Regions from separate parts of the Mus musculus genome. Here regions 1, 2 and 3 are each linked to region 4. Evidence: chromatin loops called from intact Hi-C (ENCODE). Cell type or tissue: heart. All regions are shown on one strand. Links, peaks and the distances in the headings refer to the core of each region. The heading gives the core; the rest is flanking DNA.

Region 1 (5,243 bases), core at 1,763-4,262, 65 kb before region 4:
GTGGCCACATGTGTCCATATATGAGGGCAGGGTAGAAATAACGAAGTAAAACCAGAAGGTGGCCAGATGTAGTGACTCACACCTGGAATCCCAGCAGGAGGATCAGTACAGATCTGAGGCCAGCCCGGATCTGAGTCAGAGTGAGGCACTGAGAAGAACAGACACTCGAGCTGGAGGGATGCCACGGAGGTTAAGAGCACTTGCTGTCCTTCAGAGCACCGAGGTCCCAGCACCCACATCAGGCCACTCCCAACTACTACAGCTTCAAGGGACCTGAGGTCCTTCTGTGGCTTCCTTGGACACCACACTCATGTTGTGTACACACACACACACACACACACACACACACACACACACACACTTTAAAGCAGTGATTCTCAACCCTTCTAACGCTGTGACCCTTTAATAAAGTTCCTCATATGGTGGTGACCCCCAACCATAGAATTACTGTCATCGCTACCTTATAACTGTAATTTTGCTACTGTTAGGAGTCATAATTTAAGTATCTGTTTCCCCATAGTCTTAGGTGACCCCTGTGAAAGCATCATTTGATCCCCAAAGGGTTGCAACCCAAAGGCTAAGGAACATAAAAAGAAAGCAAAGGAAAAGGAAACTCATAAAGGTGATTGTTTTTATTATGTGACTGTCAGTGGTAAGATCAACCCTAATCCAAAAATTCTTCAACTCCCAAAAAGTGCTGAGAAGACACACGCGGACAATCCGATGCCTGACCTGAAGTCGCAGCCAACGCTGGCGTGCTTATGTTACATAAAACGGCTCCCAGGTTATTTGGATCAAGAGGTATTTCAAACAGAAGTGAATTTGGTGTTCACACTTGGTTTCCACTCAGAAGATAGCTCACATATATTCAGATATTCCAAAATCTGCAACATTTCTGGTCTCAAGCACTCTGGATAAAAGACCCTTGGGGGCTCAGAAAAAGCTCAGAGGTCAGCTTTACCTAGCATGCTCAAGGCTGTTTTCAAGCCAGGTACCGAAATTAACAAACAAACCAACCAACCAACCACTTTTAAAGGGGTATTCTACCTCTGTGATCATGTCGGTTCTCCCCACGTCCAAGTTAAAGTAAGGCACATCTTGGGAAACAGTTACGCCATTCACCAAAGGGGCTTGGACCTTGCCTTTAGGGGGCTGACGTTACAGAGGTGGGGTCCTGACGATGCAGGTTTCATAGCTCAGAGAAGAGGCTGGGCTGCGGGGGAGGGGGAAGCAGGCCCTTTGGAGTGCTGTGTGAGGGGGATCTAAAGGAGGCGTTGGCATTAGTCTGGTCAGAGGACTAAGGGAAGGAGAACCCATGGACAAAAAGGAGTGGCCCAGGAAGAGAAAGTAAACGTCACGCATAGGACAGCAGAGGGTCAGGATGCAGAGGGCAGGTGCAGAGTCCTACAGGACTGGGCTAGGATGGGTGGTGGGCAGAGGTCACAGCAAACTAGGCTTGGTGGGCCACAGTGCAGCGATGACCTGCCCACAAGAGGTCACTTCTAGAATCTGAGAAATGAATGGGTCACTCTCAGCCTGCAGCAGAGCATCTGTGAATCAAAGCTGTAGGGTGACTGCAGTCAAGAAGTGTGACCCAGCATCTGTCCTTCAGAGTACTGCTCACATGATCCCGGGTCACGGGGCCTATAAAGAGGACAGAGCAGGCAAGCCTACAGGAGACGTCAGGGGCTATGCCCTCGATGGAAAGCACTCACTTTAGCCGAGCCTACTGTACACTACAGCTCACGCCTCGGCCCCAGACAGTCCACGGAGAGACACCTTCAGGTCCTCAGGTTATTCTGGGTACTGTCTGAGAACGACTCTCCGGAAGGAAGGCTGATGCAAGGTGTGTGCAGCTTGTAGATGGCCAGGCCTCCTCTGCAGTACCAGGAAAGGCAGGAAGCAAGTCTTCCTGGGGGACAGTGAGTAACACAGAGATGCGGGGAGGGCTCCGTGAGGAAGAGCATACTCATGTTCTGATCCCAAGGCATTTGGGGATGCCCCCCAGCATCTGGGTTCAGGATGGGCTCTATTATCACAGCCACACCCCCTCTAGCTACCGTGATTGTTTCTAGGAAAGCCATACCAGCAACACGCGCCATCAGACATACCACCAACACGCGCCATCAGACATACCAGCAACACATGTCATCAGAGAGGAGCTCAGAAGCTCTGCATCACAGCGGACAGATAACTAACCTCTTAGGACAGGGACAGGGTCATACAACTCCAGCCTCTTGGGAGGCCAGGGTGGTAGGCAATGCTGAAATAATTGGTTCCTCTGAACCAATGAAGGCATAGAAACAAAGTAGGTCACTGGGAACAGTCCCGCCTTCCTGACTAACCACCACAGACACTGGCTCCGCCTCTGGGTTTCTGGAGTACATCCTCACCTTCACTCATTTGTTCGAGGTCTGGTTGCTACTTTTTACCTGCAACCAAGGAACTGCCTGCCTGGTCCATAGACTTTTCTGAGGCCCAGCTCTGGTTCTCTGAGCCACATCAGCATCTTCTGGTTAAATCCCCTCCTTTTGCCTAAACGGCTGCTGTGGAGAAATCTGGCCAACAACTTAGCTTACCCCCTGCTGCAGCTTCCCCAGCTGTAAAATAGGGAAATTATAAACACTTGATCAAATTGTTAAAAGGATTAAAAATTATTTAAAGATGCCTGAGCACACTTGAGCTCAGTCATGTGTGTGCCACACGACATTTTAGCATAGATCATGGTGGCCCCGTGAGATTGTGCTGCCTGAAGCCTCCACAGCCATCTCGTGTGACGACAGTGGACAATGCTGGTTAGCAGAACAAAATTATTCTACAATGAACAGTTTCAGTCCAAGGGAGCAGGGAGCCACGGACCTCCCTCATCTTGGTGGCAGTTCCTTTGTTTAGGTCAGAGAGCCCTTTCTTCTCTGTGGCCAAGAACAGTGAGCACAGTTTCCGCCAGAAGGGTGACAAATCAGCCTTGGTGGGGGGTCTGAATAAAACGCCGGCCATTGGCTTCCCCAGGAGCAGGGTGGTAGAGGAAGCTCTCATGAGCTCATGTCTCCATCAGACACAAGCTGGACTCTAGTGTTTCCAAGCACAGGCAGAGGCTTGCTGGCACCATCCTGAAAGACAGCATGCTGGGACGGAGAGAAACTGTGACACGGCAGGTTCTACAACTGCCTCTGGCTGGAGGAGGCTCTCCCGCTGGATTCTAGCCACATCCGCCCTCAGGCAGCTACAAGGCAGCAGGAAAAAGGGACCCCGCCACGTCTGTATTTACAGCTGGGAACTGGCACCAGCATGGGAAACTCGCAAATAAACTCAGTCAGGAAGTGAGAGGTGGAGGGTGCTTCCATGGCAACGCCCATCTGGAGATTCCGGACCACAGCTGGAAGCGCTCAGGGGAGAGAGATGGACATAGCACTCCTTCTTCTGGTTTGCACCGGACTTTGATACATATGTTACTCTTCCTAGGGCAGCCTCTGTGAGCCTCTTCTTGTTCTACAGCTCAAAAGGCCCACTCACTGTCTGAACACTTCTGCAGATGGCTGCATGTTTCTGGTCTTTTCCTCCAGACTGTCTGCCTTGCTCATCACTCCTGACCTGGAAGAAGTGTCCAGCTGAAGAGGAACTGTCTTCTTCATGTTTACTGTTATTCATAGCACCAACTTACTCTCCACGGAGAATGAGCACAGCAGGGAACAGAATGCTTGCTACAGTAGTGAAGGTCACCCCCGTGTCACTTGACAAAATGAGATTCTTATCAACAAGCACAGTCGGGGAAAAATGGAAACCCGGACCCCCAGAATGAAGTTGAACCCTTATCCTACACCAGATGCAAAATGTAACTCAGAATGCACGTGAGATCCTGGTGTGAGAGCCGAACCCACAGAAGCCTTAGAAGACACAGGGAAAGGCTTCGTGGCTCTGAACCAGGCAGCAATTTCTCCATTACAATATCCAAAGCACAGACAGCAACAATAACAAAAAAGACCCAACATATCTGAAAGTCGTTTGTGTATTAAAACACTATTCTACTGAATAGTGGGTAGAAAAGCTGCCATGGGATGGGAGAAAGTATCTGCAAGTCACCGATCTGGTGAGAGGTTAGGGCCAGCAAGAGGGCTCAGTGGGTGAAGGGTGCCATGTAAACCTAGCAACCTGAGTTCGATTCCCAGAACTCACCTAAAGGTGGAGGGAAGAAACAAGTCTACAGAATTGTCCTCTGACCAAGATTGAATAAAACTTTACTTGACAGATGTAATTGTCTCAAAGGCTTAGGGCTGAATAAGCTCACCCTTTCTAGTTCTTTCTGAACTCTGGTTCACTGGTTCAACTCAGCTGTTCTGGCTCAAACTGACTGATTCAATCTGGCGTCTCTCCGCTTCTCAATGAACTGTTCTGCTTAGTCTCAAACTAACTTGGCAGTTGTTTTAATTTTCTGGCTCTCTTATTCTCTGGCTTCGACTGCTTCTGCTGACCTGCACTGAACTGCATAGACTCAAAAACTCAGCTCCGCTGCACCGCACTGCACTCAGTGCTGAGACTCCCAACTGACTCTCCCTGCACGGCTCCTAAGTCGCCTCTCTTTCCTGTGCTGCTGTTGTGAGAGTTGGAGTATCCTATCTCTGACTCATTCTGTCAAATCTTTCTCTGCTTCGACCCTCAATTAGACATCCCTTTCAAACATGGCTGCTTCCGTCTACAAACTCACCTTATCTAACCTACATTGTTTAGGATTAAGGGTGTGCACTGAGGGCGGGCATGTCTGTATCCCGGCCAGGGGGATTAAAGGTGTGTCTGTATTCCAGCCAGATCACAGACCTAGGTCTCTGGATATGATCCCTTGCCAGAGCAGCCTTGTTGCGGATTAACATTCCTCTCCACAAAGGACTTGAATAGCCATGCAAACCAAATGGGAGACGCCCTCACAGTCTGTTAAATGGCTGCAACTGTAGGACATGCACTACTTTTTTTAAATGTAGGTGATGCACTTTAATCGTAGCTCTCAGGAGGAACCGTCTCAGGAGGGGCAGATCTAGTGTGAGTTCCAGTCCAGCCTTTTCTACATATCAACAGAGAACTGGGGAGGCTAGCTCTCTGTGTCCTGCTGGCATCCACGCCAGCTGCTGTGAGAAGGGGATGGCAGTGCCCTACAAAATTAACTGGAGAACTAAACTCAATCCAGCAATCCCACTGCTGTGCACATAACCCCACAGAGATTAAAGTGGGGAACTCGATGTGGTGGCACAGGA
Region 2 (5,243 bases), core at 1,087-3,586, 760 kb before region 4:
CCACACGTAGGCTCCTGCAGGATGTGCCAGAGAGGTCAGTGAGACTGAAGAGAGGACAGTGCCTTCCCCACACTGGCCCACCACAGTGTCTTACCGGTTTATTGAGGTCGGCTCCGGCATCCCTGAGCAGCCGGACCATCTCTGCATCTTTGTGGATGACAGCTACATGGAGTGGGGTATGGCCTGGGAACAGAGCAATTGGTGTCAGATGATGAGGTAAGAAGCCTTGGCTCAGGCTAGAGAGATGGCTCAGCGGTTTAGAGCACTGACTGCTCTTCTGAAGGTCCTAAGTTCAAATCCCAGAAACACATGGTGGCTCACAACCACCGGTAATGAGCTCTGACGTCCTCTTCTGGTGCATCTGAAAACAGCTACAGTGTACTTAACATATAATATAATAAATAAACCTTTAAAAAAAAAAAAAAAAGAGAAGCCTTGGCTCTGTGTTCATCCTAGGAAAGGGCCATGTGAGCTAAGGATGCCAATATGTCAGGTCCCAGGGCTGGCTTCTCAAGTCCTTCCTAGGTATGCATACAGGCTCCTGAATTCCAGGTGCAAGCCTAAGTCTGCTGTGTCTGGGATCTACAGGGCATGAGACCGGGGACTCTAAATGAAAGCACACGCACATGATCTGTGGATCAAGCCGCCAAATCTTTGATCTTCCTCCACAAAGAGCAGAGGCCTGACCAGCATGCACAGCCCTTGAGTTCCAGCCCCAGCACCATAAATAAAACAAAAGATACAGTGACAATAACAGTAAAAGTCCCCAAAAGGGCCTGGGGCTCAGGACTCTGGCTATCAGATGACCTCAGTCTATTCATGAGGCGGGGCTGAGAGGGTAACCCGCATCCTCTGCCCCTGGCTGGGGACATGGGATGGATCCTCTCATCATGGTCAGGCTGGGCTGGTGGCTCATACTCGGGAACAATTCTGGAGGGAAGTCACCTTGCAGATGGGTAGCCCTGGTTTAACCACTGTATCCTGGCATCTCTGGACCTGTGGCTGACAGGTCTGGGTTATAAGTGGTCTGACGTCTAGACCTGTGGGAGAGGGGCCTTGTACGTCCAATTCTTAGTACTCCTGAGACTGTGTGGAGGGCCTTAGTCCAGATGCTAGGATTTACGGAGCCTAGGGATGACTTCCCAAGGAGCTAGTTTTGCTTTGAGGGTTTTTTGAGACAGGGCCTGAATTTGACCTCATGATGTTTCTGCCACCCAAGTGCTGGGACTGGGTGTTTGTTTGAGATGGGGTCTCCTGTAACCTAGACTGGCCTCAAACTAGCTAGCACCAAGGATGACCTTGAACTCCTGATCCTCTGGCTTCCAGAGACTGGTATTATAGGCATACACCAAGCTGTTTATGCCGGGGATTGAACCTAGGGCTTTACGTATGCCAGATGAGCACTCCACCAACCAGGGTATGTCTGAGGCCATTGGCTACAACTCAGGTTGGGTGAGAGGAGCTGGGAGCCTGGGACTGGCCAGGAGCTCACATCTTCCCCAAGGCCTGGGGCTCTCACCATCATAGTTTTCAGCTTCTAGTTGTAGCCTCCAGTCTTCATCACGCGGCTCCTCTTCGTTCTCTGGGTTGGGTTGGGAATCCACGGCAGCAGGGGCATGGCTGGTGTCTGGGGTACAGTCCTGGCTCTGAGTGAGGTAGGTATCTGAGGCATCTCTTGGGTGGCTGGGACGGGGCTGGAGCAGTACGCACGCGCACGTGTGTGCCCTGACCCGGCAGGCCAAGTGCAATGCCGTGTGGCCCCCTCTCTCAGCCACCAACACTCCTGCACCGGCTGCATACAACTTCTCTACTGTAGATGCCTCCCCAAGGATGGCTGCTAGATGCAGGGCTGTCTACAGGGATAGAGAGAAGGGGTTAGTTAGGGCCACGCTGACAATCCTGGACCCACCCGGCTCCCTACAGCACACATCCCCATGGCTCACTTGGCCTAGGTCATTCTGCAGGTCAAGGTACTCGGTGCCGGCGGAGAAGCCCAGGAGGAAATCCAGGAAGGGCTCATGCTGATGAATCACAGCCAAGTGCAGGGCTCTGAGGACAAAAGGCAGAGGTCAGTGTCACAGAGTGTCTACTGTGTGCTACAAACTGTGGCCACGGTGGAAACCTGTCAGTGTTCCGGAGAGTCGAGGGCAGAAGCTAATCTAGCACTTTGTCTGGCTGCTCCGTGTTCTGAGCTAAGATAGGGTCTTCATAAGTGGCCCACACTGACCTTGAGTTCAAGCCCTCCCACCTCAGCCTCCTGAGTAGCTCGGCTGACAAGCCAGGGGAATCCATAGACTTAGTGATTTCAATAGCTCTCGTCACCAATAGGCCCAGCTACCAAATTTGTTTCACCTGTGTTAACTAAGTAACATAATCAGTGTAGTAGCTCTAATTCCAGCATCCGGGAAACCTGAGGCAGGAGGATTGTTAGTTCAAGGCCAGACTGGGCTACATGGTGAGTTCCAGAGCAGCAGGGTTAAAAACTAAATAATGAGATTCGATCACACACACATACAGAAATGCTGGGCATGGCGGCCCATGTGAGAGAGGCAAAAGCGGTGGATCTCTGAGAATCCCAGGCTAGCCTGATCTGCATGGTGAGCTCCTGGTCAGCTAGGGCTACACTGTGAGACCTGTCTCAAATAATAATACGGTAATAAAGTGAGGTACAATCGAGGTAGACAGCCAGTATGGATCTCTGTCCTCCACACATAAACATACACATACACACAGACAAGCTGGATACGATGGCTCTCACCACACACATACACAGACACACACACACACACACACACACACACACACACACACTCAGTGTAGCTCTAAGAACAGACCTTCAAATTACATAAAGCAAAAGCTAACAAGGAGAAGAAGCAACAGACGAATCCATAGGTGTGGTAACTTCACTAGGTCTCTGTCACCAACTGTTCCAACAAGTAGGAAAGCAGGAGCAAATGAACGGCAGGGCTCTGTGGTGGCTGCTGCCCTGTCTTTGCAGTCATGAGGACTGAACCTAAGGTAGCTTGCATGCAGGGACGCTGGCTGCCACTGAGCTACCTGCTATTGGTTCCCCTCATTTTGAAGTAGGGCCTCGCTGTGAATGTCCCCAGCCTGGACTTGAATTCACTCTATTCCTCGGCAGGTCCTGACCTTGAGCTCCTCCTGCCTCAATCTTCTTTGTAGCTGGAATCACACGCCCAGCTTTGAACAACACTGCTAACCAACATTCCCTCTAAGTCACACGTTGTCAAAATGAATTCCACCGGCACACAGTTCCCGAGAGCACTCGCCCAGCACTCAGAAGGCCCTGGGTCTGATGGCCAGCGCTGCAAGAGAAAAACTAGAGACCGCAAATCAGACAAAACATGTTCTCTGCCCGCAGTAAAATGAAATTTAAAGCTGGTAACAGAGAGATCTGGAAACTCCTCCAAGCGTGAAAAATGAACATACTTCTTCATAACCTACTGGCCAAAGGAGAAACCAAGAGAAATTAGAAAATATACTCATTTATGCAAAAATAAAAACACAATATATCAGAAGTTCTCCAGAGGGAATATTTACAGCATTCCAAGCACATTAGAAAAGAAGAGAGATGAGCTGGGCAGTGGCTTGCTTGGTAGACTGCTAGCTTAGCGTGCATAAGAACCTGGGATCAATCCCAACTCTGCATAAACCAGGCACGCACCACCTTGCCCGGAATTCCAGGCAGGAAGACCAAGAGTAGGGTAGGGTAGGAGCAATGGCTTAGCAGTTAAGAACACTTGTTGCTGCCGGGCAGTGGTGGCGCACGCCTTTAATCCCAGCACTTGGGAGGCAGAGGCAGGCGGATTTCTGAGTTCGAGGCCAGCCTGGTCTACAAAGTGAGTTCCAGGACAGCCAGGGCCATACAGAAAAACCCTGTCTCAAAAAAACAAAAAACACTTGTTGCTCTTGCAGAAGACCCCGGTTTGATTTTCAGCACCTACATTGTGGCTCATAGCCATCCCTAACTCCAGTTCCAGGGGATCCAACATTTATACACATAAAGTAAAATTATTTGGGAAGCAGGGGCAGACATATCTCTGAGTTCAACGTCAGTCTGCTCTACATAGAGAATTCCAGGACAGCCAAGGCTACACAGAGAAACCCAATCTCAAAAAACCAAAAATAAATAAAATAAACCAAAGAAAAATTTCATAATGTGTAGACAGAATCTCTTATAGGCAACACCTGTCAATAAAAAAGCAAACGGCCAATGAGCTGAAGCAGGAAATAGGAGGTGGGACACTGGCAGGAAAAGAAAGGATTCTGGGAAATAGTGAGAGAATAAAAGGAGACACAGGGAGAGACACTGGAGGAGTCACTGAGAGAGACACCGAGAAAGACGATGCTAAGGAAGAAGCAGGCCCGAGACTGAAGGAAAACATAGAATGATTTAAATGGGTTAAATAAGTTATGTGTTAGCTATGGAATGGGCCAAAGCTTGTAGCCAAGGCATTTATTAATAAATAGTTAATGCCAGAGTCCTTATTGTTGGGAATTAAGTGGCCGGAAGAAAAAAAAAAAAGGATTCATTTTTTTTTACAGTAGTGTTCAAGGCTAGCCTGGGCTACATAGTGAGACACTGACTTAAAAGGGGGGTGGGGTTGGAGGCTGGGAAATGTTTTGCTAAGTAAAGCACAGTGACCTTAGTTTAGAACCCACATAAGAAAAAGCTGGGTGTGATTGTAAGTATTTATAGTCCCAACACTAGGGAGGAGAACCCTGGAATGGAGCACAGTGGTGCGCGCCTTTGATCCCAGCACTCCGGAGGCAGAGGCAGGTGGATGAGTTTGAGGCCAGCTTGGTTTACATAGTGAGTTCCAGGCCAGCCACCCTGTCTCAAAGAGGAAGAGGAGGGTAGAGAGCAAGAGATGACCGCTGAGGCTCTCAGGCCAGCTAGTCTAGCCTACGTGCTCAGTGCAGCCCAAGGTTGCCCTCTAGTCCACACACACACACACACACACACACTCCCCAGGCGGGATGTAGTGATACCCACTTGGGAGCTGAAAGCAGGAGAATGAAATGTTCAAAGCTATCCTCAGCTACAAAGTAACCTCAAGGCTAGCCTGGGCTACATGAGACCGTCAAACACAAACAATCGAGAAAGGAAGGGGGAGGATAAAGAAAGCACAAAAACCAGACCCAAAGTAACCAGAGGGAAATAATAAAGGAACAGGAACCAACAAAGTAGAAAGTGAAAACTAAGGCAACTACTCCTGGCT
Region 3 (5,243 bases), core at 973-3,472, 56 kb before region 4:
CTCTCCTGACTCAGATCTTCTGCTCCTGTACCTATCAGAGAAAGTCCTCTAAAGTCAACTACGTGCCCGGCAGTGCCCAGGGTTACCCAGCTCTTCCACACCTGAGCCTGGGCTTGACCTGAAGCAGGTGCTGGCACGATGCCAAGTGTGGCTTGCCAATCAGGTCATAGCCACAAGCTCCTGGGCTCCTGACTCTGATGGTGAACGTCTGCAGAGGGAACCCTCCCAACCCCCGAGGTAGGAAGAGGCAGTGACAGTTTCATCCCTGCAGCTGAATAGGGGAAATGATGGGGCCAAACGACACGCAGGTGTGTATTAGGGCATACACAGTGTGCCCATCCTCCTTCCTCCCCCAGCTTCCCCTCTGGAGCTAGGCATCCCTACTCCTTGGAGCTGGTAGAAAATGGGGTGGGTACCAACCATGGAGGAGATTGTCTTTAGCCTTAGCAGAGCCAAAACTCTTTGAGTTTGGGGCCAGCCTGGTCTACAGAGTGACTGACTAGGGGATACATGGTAAGACTTTCAAAAAAGGGGCTGGGGTCCGGGAGATGCTGGGCAAAGGTCACCAGGATTGAGTTACATAGGAGGAACAAGTTTAGAGGATGTAGCTGTATATCATGGGGACCACAGCTAAAAATGATGTAGTGTATAGGCTTGAGAATTGTCGAAAGTAGATTTTAGGCATCCTTATAACACAAAAACCAATCATGTGAAGTAATGTACATGTTAAATGGATTGAGCCACATTTACCAAAGCTCCATGCTGTTCCTCATAAACATCAACAGGGTTAGGGTGAGGCTCAGTCACAGAGTCCTTCAATCATCCCAAACTTCAATGTCGAAATGAAAATGGAAACTGTAAATCCTCTTTCCATTAGAGTAACAATCAAGGGTCTCTGTACCTGGATCCAGCCTGTTGGTGCATGGAGGGCAACATGGCTGGAGAAGAGCTATGAGAAGGGTGGGGGGGGACACCTATGATACGGAATGGACACCCCCCACTCCAGCCCACAGAATCTCTGCTCCTCCAGACTTCTAATCCCCAACAGCTGTGATTAGCCCCCAGTCCACTGACCCAATCCACGTTCCCATAGCACTTCCCATGAACCTGGCAGGACCCAGGCTTCCCTTCAGAGTCCAGCCATCACTCCCCACAGCTCTCTCAGCCAGGCCCAGGTTTTCCTTCAGAGTCCAGCCATCACTCCCCACAGCTCTCTCAGCTGGGTCAGGCTTCCCTTCAGAGTCCAGCCATCACTCCCCACAGCTCTCCCAGCCTGGCCCCAGCAGAATTCACCTTTCTCTCACTGCCCCACATGACCCTCAGACTCACCAGCCTGTGTTACAGCCATCTGGGTGTCTGGGCCCTGTTGGGGAAGTGGTATCTACAGGAGGTAAGACCAGAGGCTCTGCAGGCAAAGAACTATGGGTTCCACCTTCTCTGAGCACTCTAAGCTCTTTGGATCCTAGGAAGCCATTTTCTTTCTTCCTGAGGTGATTTAAATGGCCCCCATCTGAATGTTAGGTTCCCTACTAGTGGAACTGTTTGGGAAGGATTAGGAGATGTGGCTGTGCTGGAGGAGGTGTGTGACAGGGCTTTGAGGTTTGAAGAGCCAGTGCCATTTCCAGTTAGCTCTGTCTCTATGCCTCATAGTGGTTGTCTCAACATGTGAGCTCTCAGCTTCCTCTCCAGTTCCGTGCCTGCCACCATGCTCCCCACCCTGGGGGTCAAAGACTCACCCTCCAAAACTGTAAACTAAATCCCTATTTAAATGTCTTCTTGCATAAGTTGCCTTGGTTGAGGTTATCTCTGCACAGCAACTGATGAGTAACTAAGACACTTGTAATCCTTGATTCTGCGGAGGAAACAGGAGCCACAGTGCACAGCTGCCTGTGCAGCTCAAGGCCATTCCTGGCCCTTCTCTGTGTGCCTTGCACTGGACGTACGTGCATTTTCACCACCCCTCCTGTAGCTAGGGGCAGCTATTGACTCCTTTATGGACAACGAGATATACAAAGCTCTGCTAGGGTTACAGGTGTCTGAGGATTCGCATTTCCTTCTGCTTGGGATATTGTATGTACAGTTTCAAGACCACATGACAGCCAATGGATGAGCCAAGAAGCCTCCGCATTGACAGTTAAGGCTTGTCTTAGGCTGTCTGAAATGGCAGTAAGTCATCTCTACCAGCAGGCCCAGATTCACCAGGTATCCTGTGACCTGCAGCCCGAAGTGTCCCGGGGAGACAGCCTTACAGAGTGGAGACTCAACACCATCCAGCCAGGAAACACTTACTGCACAGACACTCACTCGGCACCAGCTAAAGTCCTTAGCGCTCTCACGAGCAGTGGCCTGAGGCCTTGTTTCTAGACCACTGCAGGGACAAGAGGTGCTGGCAGCAAACACTTTGTCTACTTCATCACCTCCTACTGCCTCCCCTGGAGGAACTGCAGCTGCCAGGCTGTGGCTGCACTCTGCGCGGCTGTCATCAGACCTTCAGTGGCACTTGAGAACCAAGGAGGAGGTGACAGGAGAGTCAGCAGCAGCCTCTAGACCGAGCTGCAGCTTCTGTAGAACTGAGAAGCACAAGTGTGCACCTAGCTGGACCCACGCGTGCTTCCCCTTCCTCTGCTGCCCAGGCCCGTCCCTTCCTGTGGCCCAGCGTCCCACCTTGCTCAGACCCCGGTGCCCTTACTTACTTTGCGCTTTGTTCTAACTAGCCTCATTTTATTTTTGGCTTTAAAACCAACAACGGCCCCACCTAGAGCAGAGCCAAACTGTTTAAATTCTTTTCCTGTTCCGCAGGAAAATAACCGCGTGGCGATTAAAGCACGGAGTGTTTACTCGGACACCACCGACACTACCTCCAATTACGCTGTGGAGGAGCTGGCTTGGGGTAGCCTGCCCTTCTGTCCAGCTTCCTCCTTGCAACTCACATTATTTAGTCCTCAGAGGCCAACTTTCTGGAGAGAAGGAAGTTTCTGTATCAGGCCTACATTGCCATCTCTCACAGCTAAGATGTCGTTTTCTAAAGCTAACTGGCTGCCAACACTGATCTGTGCCCACTTTCTCCTTGCTGACTGCTGGGCTTTAGGCCCACGTTCTGAAGCGGTGGTTAGATCTGCTGGCTCACGCTTCTCTGACTCACTCATAGGGCGCTCACAGCATCTTCATAGGTAGGATATTACTCTCCTGGTTTAGGGATGAGGAAATATAGCCCTAAAGGTGAAAGCCACTCACTCAAGCATGGTCCCAGGGCTGGGAGTGGTAGTTCCAGAGGCCCTGCCCTCACCCACTTGGCGAGGCTACCTCTGCAACACAACCTTTCCAGACACTGAGCACTCACTGACTGACCTCAGACCACCTGCTCCCCGCTCCCACCCGACAACACAATGAAGTCTTTAAAATGAAGAGCCCAAGGTTCAGGTTAGTGGTCACCCCACACATAGCCACAACTCCAGCATACGTGGAACCAGAATATTATTGCCTGGCATGTAACTCCAATGCTATCAACTCGCAGGCTCCAGCACCCCAAACCCAGGTTCACTAAAAGCCCCTCTTCTATATCTAGTCCCTGGCAAGATACTGAGAGAGACCAGTCTCCAAAGCTAAGGAGTGAGAGGGTCATTTCTGCACCAGAGCCTTAGAAGTCTCTTTGTCACGTCTATAGAGCAAACCACAGACAGCAGGTGCCCTGTCCCCGAGGCCACCATTCTGCATGGGCCACTGGACACACACTCAGGATCTGGGCCAGGGCTTCCCAGGTGGCAGCCGCTGACCAGTGACAGCTTTCTCCTTGGGGGTGAGTACAACTGTTTCTCTGGGCTTGGAATGTCTTAACCTTCCCAGGATCCCATGTCTATAGGACCTTCCTCTGTCCCCATACAGACTGCCTGGCATGGCTCTGTCTGACCATCCTGTGCCACAGAGTGGAGACGTTAAGGGCTGGGGTGTAGCTCGGTTGGAGTTCTTGCCTGGGCTTCATGAAGCCCTGACTGTTACTCCTCAGAGGCATGCATCTCAGGCTTGTGATCCTCGGAACTCAGTGAGGGAGGCCTTGTTCATCAAAGTCATCCTTGGATACACAGCCAGTTTCAGATCAGCGTGGACTATGAGATGTCCCAACACACACACAGACACATACACTTTTAATCTAGATGGCCCATGCTCAAATCTCAGTTTTGCCATTTACTAGCTGTGGGTCACTAGACAAGCTCTTTCTCTTCTTTGTGCCTCAGTTTCCTCATCTGGAAAGGAGGTTAATCATAGCAAGGTCAGTAGGGTTGTTACAGGGATTAAATCAGAGCCAGTGCTGGCGTCTGTGAGTTCTAGCAGCCCAACGAAGCAGTCACACTCTGTGATGACAGGGTCTATCGGGCTCTAAGAGGCTCAAGTCTTCCAGCAGCTAGCTGCAAGTTGTCAAGCAGCGGCATGCTGGCATGCTGACACACAGGGCATATCCACCTGGAGTTAGGATAGGGCTCTTGGTTCCTGCTGAGCTGCAATGACAGTGGCATCCATCAGCAATTATCCAGCCCATTGGGAGTTTATTCACCTCCACTGTGGCCAGGAAGAGGATCCCACAAAGGCAAAGCTGGTATTCCAGAGTCCTTGGTTCCCACAGCAGGCAGACCAGCATGATGAGCACCCAGTGGTGCCAACCATCTCCTCCCAGCTGCTGCGTTTCCCTCTGATGCTCGAGTGCTGTCCCCGCCCCACACAGACAGACACTTAGTAAAGAGTGAATCCTGGCGTTTAACAAGAACACTCGCCACAGCTGGGCCTCTGACAGTCCCACTGCACCCCAGGCAACTATCCCCCATTCACAGAATGAAATATGGGTCTGAAATGACATGGAAATCCATCTACGGAGTCTCAGAAACACGAGGTGGCATTCCTTGGAATCCTGGCAAAGGCATACCTAAGAAGCTGTCTCCTCAGGTCTACCTTTGAGAGCCCTAGGGCAACACGTGGCTCTTCAGACACCACCAGGCCATATGAAGGCCAGTGATGGGAGTTGGGGAGAGGGGCGCACATAGTTGCCTTTCCTAGCTGTTACCAACTAACGTAGCAGTGAATTCCATTAATCCCTCCTATAGGGGCTGGCTCAGGAAAGCTCCAGCAATCCCACTGGACAGGTGGGAGCTCCAGGCCCAGTGTGGATGTCATCCTTGAACCAGTAGTACAAGGTGTCAAGTTAACGAACTCTCTACATTCCATGAGATGGAATGCCCCATTCCATGGGAGAC
Region 4 (5,243 bases), core at 1,081-3,580:
AATGGCCATCACAAGCCTTAAAAAATAAACATACAAATTGGAAATTGGCCTGGCAGCTTCCCTCTCGTTCTAGTAGCTGAAAACAAATACCAGAGAAAATGTATTGTATTCTTTTTTTTTTTTAATGTAAGTACATTTAATTTAGTCTTTGCAAGGTATGAAGCCTAAGCTTGAAAAACACAGGCAAATTCATTTTACAGCAGAAAAGGACAGCAATTGTGGCACATTCTACATTCCAGTTTTGATTTACCGCCTAACAACTGCAACATCTGAACACCAGGCCCACGGTTAACTCTTAAACCATTCTACCCAAAAGGTTTAAAAAACATTTGCTGTTGTCACTACAAGGGAGATAACCCAGGATCTGTTTTATTTAAGTCATTGTCTTAATACTGCAGATTAAAAAGCAAAAACAACAAAAAACCAAAACCAAACAAACAAAAAACCAAACAAACAAACAAACAAAAAACAAAAAAAAAATGTGATAGCCATCATAAATTTGATTGAGATCAGTTTGCCAACCTCAAATGAAATCACAAGCACAGGTTTATCCTGCCCCAGCCTCTGCCCTGGTGTGGTGGTGTGTGTGTGTGTGTGTGTGTTGCTTTCCCACACTGGATAGTCTCATGCACTGACAGAGTGCAGCTTTTCAGAAAGAAATTATCAACTCCGCTTGTCTTTGGCAGAAATGAGCTGCCTGAAAGCCAGGCCTTCCTGACACATCTGTAGCCACAGCTGTCTGGCCAAATTCCCATTGTCTTCTCTGGCGCATATGGAGCACATACTACATATATGTACCCTACGTTCCGTTCATGCTTGCTGACCTAGAAGAAACAACTGGGCCTTGCCAGGAAAGCTGTGCCTCCACAGCTAGGTTTACAGCTGAAATCCCAGTAGTTGCAGCCACAAGGATTACAAGTTCAAAGTTATCCTTGGCTACATAGTAGACTTAAGGGCAACCTGGGTTACTTGAGACCCTGTCTTGAAACAGAAAAGGCCACCTTCAGGGGATAGGGGACCCTCCAGCTTGGGTTCAGTGAAATGATGCTTCTGTAACCGGGCAGCTCTGCCCTCCTCTCCAGTCAACTGGATTATGGGAAAGCGGCGGAAGACATCTGAGTTGCCTGGGGCAACAGGGTCACTGTTAGCCGATGTGCTGTGGTGGCGGATACTGAATCAAGGAGGGGAAAGAGGAGGAAGTGTTCAGATTGGACAAACTTGAGTTTACAATGCCCAAGAACATCCATCAGGGGACATCAAGGAAATACAAGTTCCATGTCTGGAGCTGGAGGTGAGGAAGGCAGAGTCCAGAGCAGCAGTTTACAGCAGCTGTAGAGAAAGTGTTTGACATGCACAAAACCCTGGATTCCATTCTCAGTATCAAACAACAACAACAACAACAATAAATACAGATATACTGACTTGGCGGAGGAGCACTGTACAAGGGCTGCTGATGGCGGGCCAGCACTGTCACTTTGGGTCCTTATACTAAAACAATTTAACCTCTGCTGAGACAACTTTAAGGATGGGGGAGTGGTGGGCACTAACCTTGCACTCTGCCCTATAAGTACAAACAGAATCAGAAATGGCTTATTGCAGAAAGAGAGAGAGGTACATTCATCAAGTGCTTGGGGCCCTGTGCTAACCACAAACTATCTCCTGGAGTCAGAACAATCCTGGCATAGAAATCCTATGACTACCATTTCACAGATGGGACACTGAGGCTGGGAGCGAACGTGTGGGGGAGCTCGGGGCTGTCATGTCACAGCCCACAGTTAGGCAGCCTCTGGGCCAGATGGAGAACACTGAAGAACAATCATAAATCCATACGAACTGCTACTCAGTGAAGGGTGGCTCAGCCTAGTGTTCAGCAAATCATCACACCCTTAGCAAGGGAACACTGTTATTGTCCCATTTTTATAAACGAGAAACCCAAGTGTGACAGGAGGGAAAGCCAACTGGACTCAGTGTTGAATCTGGCCCACCGGAGAGACCAAGGCATCAGTCAGAGCCCTACTTAGGGTCTCTAAGCTCCCCGGAAACGCTGAATAAATGACAGCGTTTACAAACTGCTATATGCCAGCAGCTGTGCTAAGCACTTTACATGGGGTGTTCTTATACATCTTCAAAACAATTCGATGAGGTGGCTTCCATTGAAATCTCCACTTTATATTTAGGCATAGAAAGGGAAACTAAGGCACAGAGGGATGAAGTTAGTTGTCCAAGGTCACACAGCTTGCTGGTGCATGGCAAAAACCTAAATTTGAACGTGAGTCTCTCTGCTTCACAAGCAAAAGCTCTTATTAAAACGATCGCAGTTAACAGCAGCTACTCTGCATTGAGTGTTAACTATGGACTCGGGTCTTTACATGCACATGGTCAACTGATTGGCAATCTATACTATCTTCACCTCATCTCTCCAGGAACTAACAATAACGCAAACCCGTAATAAGTATCTTCAACGTGAAACGCCTTATTCACCAGATCTCAACACCTCAGAACAATCACCAGCAAAAGACAATTCCTCCTTCCCCGTTTTGCGGATGATAAAAACGAGGTTCGGCGCGGTTTTCCCAGACCGCAGCTCTATAGTGGCAGAGCTGGGACGTGCACCCACGTCTCCCGGACTCCAAGCTCTTCCCCACCGTGCCCGGTTGCACCTCTGGAAAGTTGAGCCATGCGGGCATGAGTCCCGCCGGGTATGGAGGGCGTGAGTCCCGGCGCTGCCGCCCCCCACAGCCGATGCCCACACCCGGCCGTCCGCCTGGTCACCCCGCCTGCACTGACCCTCCGGGTCCGAGCAGCTATCAAATCCCCACCACCCTTGGAGGAGACTGCTCCTGCACCAGGAGCCACGTACCTAGGCGTACCGGCCACACGCCCCGCGGGCTCCTCGACCGCGGCGTTCAGCACGGCGCGGTTCGCTAGAGACGCCGCCAGCTCCAGTGGCCCGAGTGACTTCCAGGCTGCCCACTTCCAAGCCGCTTCGCGCGAGGCCTCGTGGGAACTGTAGTTTCTCCCTAAGAAGCAGCGCGCTGAAGAGAGCCTGGCGCGCGGGGTCTGCCGGGAGTCGTAGGCACGCCACCGCACCGCCTTCTGGGAATCGTAGTCTACTGGTCGGTCGGTGCAGCTCCAGTCTCCGGAGGACTTCCGCAGCCCCGAGGGGTGTGAGGCAGGGAGGCGTGTCTTGTGTCGGCTCCTGCCCGGGAGCTCCTCACCCGTTCAACCGGTTTCTCCTTTCTCCTCGCCCGGTCCGCCTTCTTCCTCGGCTCGCGGAACCTTTAGCCGTCCCTCTCCGCAGGGCCGGAGTCTACTACTCCGAGCCTGCGAGCCTGGGGAGGGGCGGGAAGACTGGAGCCCTGCGCTAGACCCCCTTCAGCGCTGGGCGGAGCGGGACGGCGCGGCGCGCCCTCGCGCACGCGCGCTCTCCGGCCGACTCAGCCCTGGATGGTTGGGGGTCCCCCCTCGGGGCGGGGGTCGGAGGACTTCTTTTCCCACCCCCTTTTGGAACGCGTGCGCGTGCCACCGTGCACCCGCGCGCGCTCTGGTTGCCCGGGTCAATCCGCCAGGTGCGGGGCTGCGGGACTAACCGTTCTGTTAGTGGGGTCCTCCCACATCGTTTTCAAGGTAGCTTCCCAGGTCCCCTCTAAGTCTGTTCGTCTCCATAGGAGCTCCGGGGTGCCGCAGAGCTCGCTGTCCCTTCTCGGGAGTCCTGTCACAGGTAACAGGCGCGGCTCCTGCCCGAAGGAGGTGGACACACCTACCTCCCGCCCATGTGGATTCGGGGAGCCGGAACGTGAGGACGCGGCTCCCCGTGTTCCTCTCTGCTCCAGACCAGTCCCCGAGATGGGAGGCGCAGAATCACGACCCATAGGGGCTGCCTGGAAGGCTTTTTCTCTTCTATTCATTCAATAATGCCATAGTCTGAGGGTAACTGCTGTTTGTTGAGTGCCTATAGCCTGGGGAATGTCCAGATTTAGTCCACTCGTAGACATGAGTGAAGATTCGACCTATAAAAAAACAACAAAAACACTCCATAAGGAATTCTGAGGTAACTGCCTCGAATTGCTCAGCCCTCATGCATACGCTTTCTGCTTAAGCCTGCGCCCTGCCTGGCAAGGTGTTCATTATGACATGACAGAAAACACATATTTCTTATCCGGACAGATCAGAGGCGTCATTCACGTGCCCATTCATTCAGCAAAACGTATCATATACATCTAATCCAAGTCACTGTAATCGCAAGCAGTAATAACCTAGCAAAAATACCTACATAAACTAAGTTTAAATTTTGAGACTGGGTTTCCTCATGTAATTAGCTGGCCTGCAACTTTTTTTTTTTTTTTGGTGTGGGAGACGGTTTCTCTGTGTAGCCCTGGCTGTCCTGGAACTCACTCTGTAGACCAGGCTGGCCTCAAACTCAGAAATCCGCCTGCCTCTGCCTCCCGAGTGCTGGGATTAAAGGCATGTGCCACCACTGCCCGATTTGGGCCTGGAACTTATGTCCACACAGGGGGCCTTGTACTCACAAAGATTGCCTGCCTCTGCCTCCAGGTGTTGGGATTGAAGGCATGCACTACTATGCCTGATCAATTTAAATTTTTACATAAAACCAGGCCGGTAATCATAGCACTCACAGGCTAAGGACAGGAGGGTTAGTGCATAGAGAGTTCTGGGCCATCTTGGACTACCAAGTTAGAACTTTGGGGGGGGGGGGGAGCATAATTTTATATAAAAACTCCCGAAGCCTACCTTTCCCTGAGACTCTTTAGACTTAAAGTTAATGGTTGCTAGGGAAGAGGTGTTTTGTTGAGTGGTATGGCCAGCAGTGAGCCGCTCATGCCCATATGAATAAAACCTCAACCATGCTCTTGTAAGGGACTCTAAACCAGCTGGTTCACATAAATGGATACAATAAAATTTACACAGAACACTCAAGATGAATATCCACAGGCAGTGGTGGCACATGCCTTTAATCCCAGGACTTGGGAGGCAGAGGCAGTCAGGTCTCTGAGTTTGAGGCCTGCCTGAGCTACAAAGAAAGTTCCAGGACAGCCCAGGCTGTTAGAGAAATCCTGTCTCAAAAAAAAACAAAAAACAAAAAACAAAAAAAAAAAAACAAAAAAAAAAAAACAAAGCAAACCAAACAATCTCAATGATGAGCTGTGATATCTCAAAATGTAAATATGTTTCTGTTTCAGTTTACAATTTAATTAAAAGTATGAGACACCAACAACGGCAGG

What was found. Hi-C counts contacts between places; a loop is a spot of excess contacts. Peaks named below come from ENCODE experiments on the same cell type or tissue, not always from the same donor. Only the 100,000 strongest peaks of a DNase experiment are listed, where the experiment ranks them.
Region 1: a loop joins it to region 4, with 2.9 times the contacts of the local background. A loop is called at or near these places in 14 of 42 quality-filtered maps.
Region 2: it touches region 4 in a loop (7-fold over the local background); 2 of 42 quality-filtered maps call a loop at or near these places.
Region 3: a loop joins it to region 4, with 2.9 times the contacts of the local background. A loop is called at or near these places in 11 of 42 quality-filtered maps.

What each region holds. Positions count from the first base shown.
Region 1 is chr7:29,450,282-29,455,524 of GRCm38, forward strand. All of the region lies in intron 2 of Sipa1l3 (signal-induced proliferation-associated 1 like 3), which reads right to left. Among named protein-coding and RNA genes, the nearest start is that of Sipa1l3, 53 kb to the right of the region's middle. In heart, for the core only: no CTCF peak of the experiment used is centred there; a DNase peak (open chromatin) is centred at 3,190; H3K4me3 peaks cover 414 bases; H3K27ac peaks cover 1,523 bases; H3K27me3 peaks cover 2,500 bases.
Region 2 is chr7:28,760,083-28,765,325 of GRCm38, forward strand. It overlaps Nfkbib (nuclear factor of kappa light polypeptide gene enhancer in B cells inhibitor, beta), which reads right to left. Exons shown (of 6, transcript NM_001306222.1): 2 at 1,944-2,049; 3 at 1,520-1,853; 4 at 95-183; 5 at 1-14. Among named protein-coding and RNA genes, the nearest start is that of Nfkbib, 3.9 kb to the right of the region's middle. In heart, for the core only: no CTCF peak of the experiment used is centred there; no DNase peak of the experiment used is centred there.
Region 3 is chr7:29,459,292-29,464,534 of GRCm38, forward strand. The region is part of intron 2 of Sipa1l3 (signal-induced proliferation-associated 1 like 3); the gene reads right to left. Among named protein-coding and RNA genes, the nearest start is that of Sipa1l3, 44 kb to the right of the region's middle. In heart, for the core only: no CTCF peak of the experiment used is centred there; a DNase peak (open chromatin) is centred at 2,440; H3K27me3 peaks cover 2,043 bases.
Region 4 is chr7:29,515,605-29,520,847 of GRCm38, forward strand. It overlaps a transcript of Sipa1l3 not described here and 4932431P20Rik. Among named protein-coding and RNA genes, the nearest start is that of Sipa1l3, 13 kb to the left of the region's middle. In heart, for the core only: a CTCF peak has its summit at 2,632; a DNase peak (open chromatin) is centred at 3,057; H3K4me3 peaks cover 1,746 bases; H3K27ac peaks cover 1,038 bases; H3K27me3 peaks cover 1,350 bases.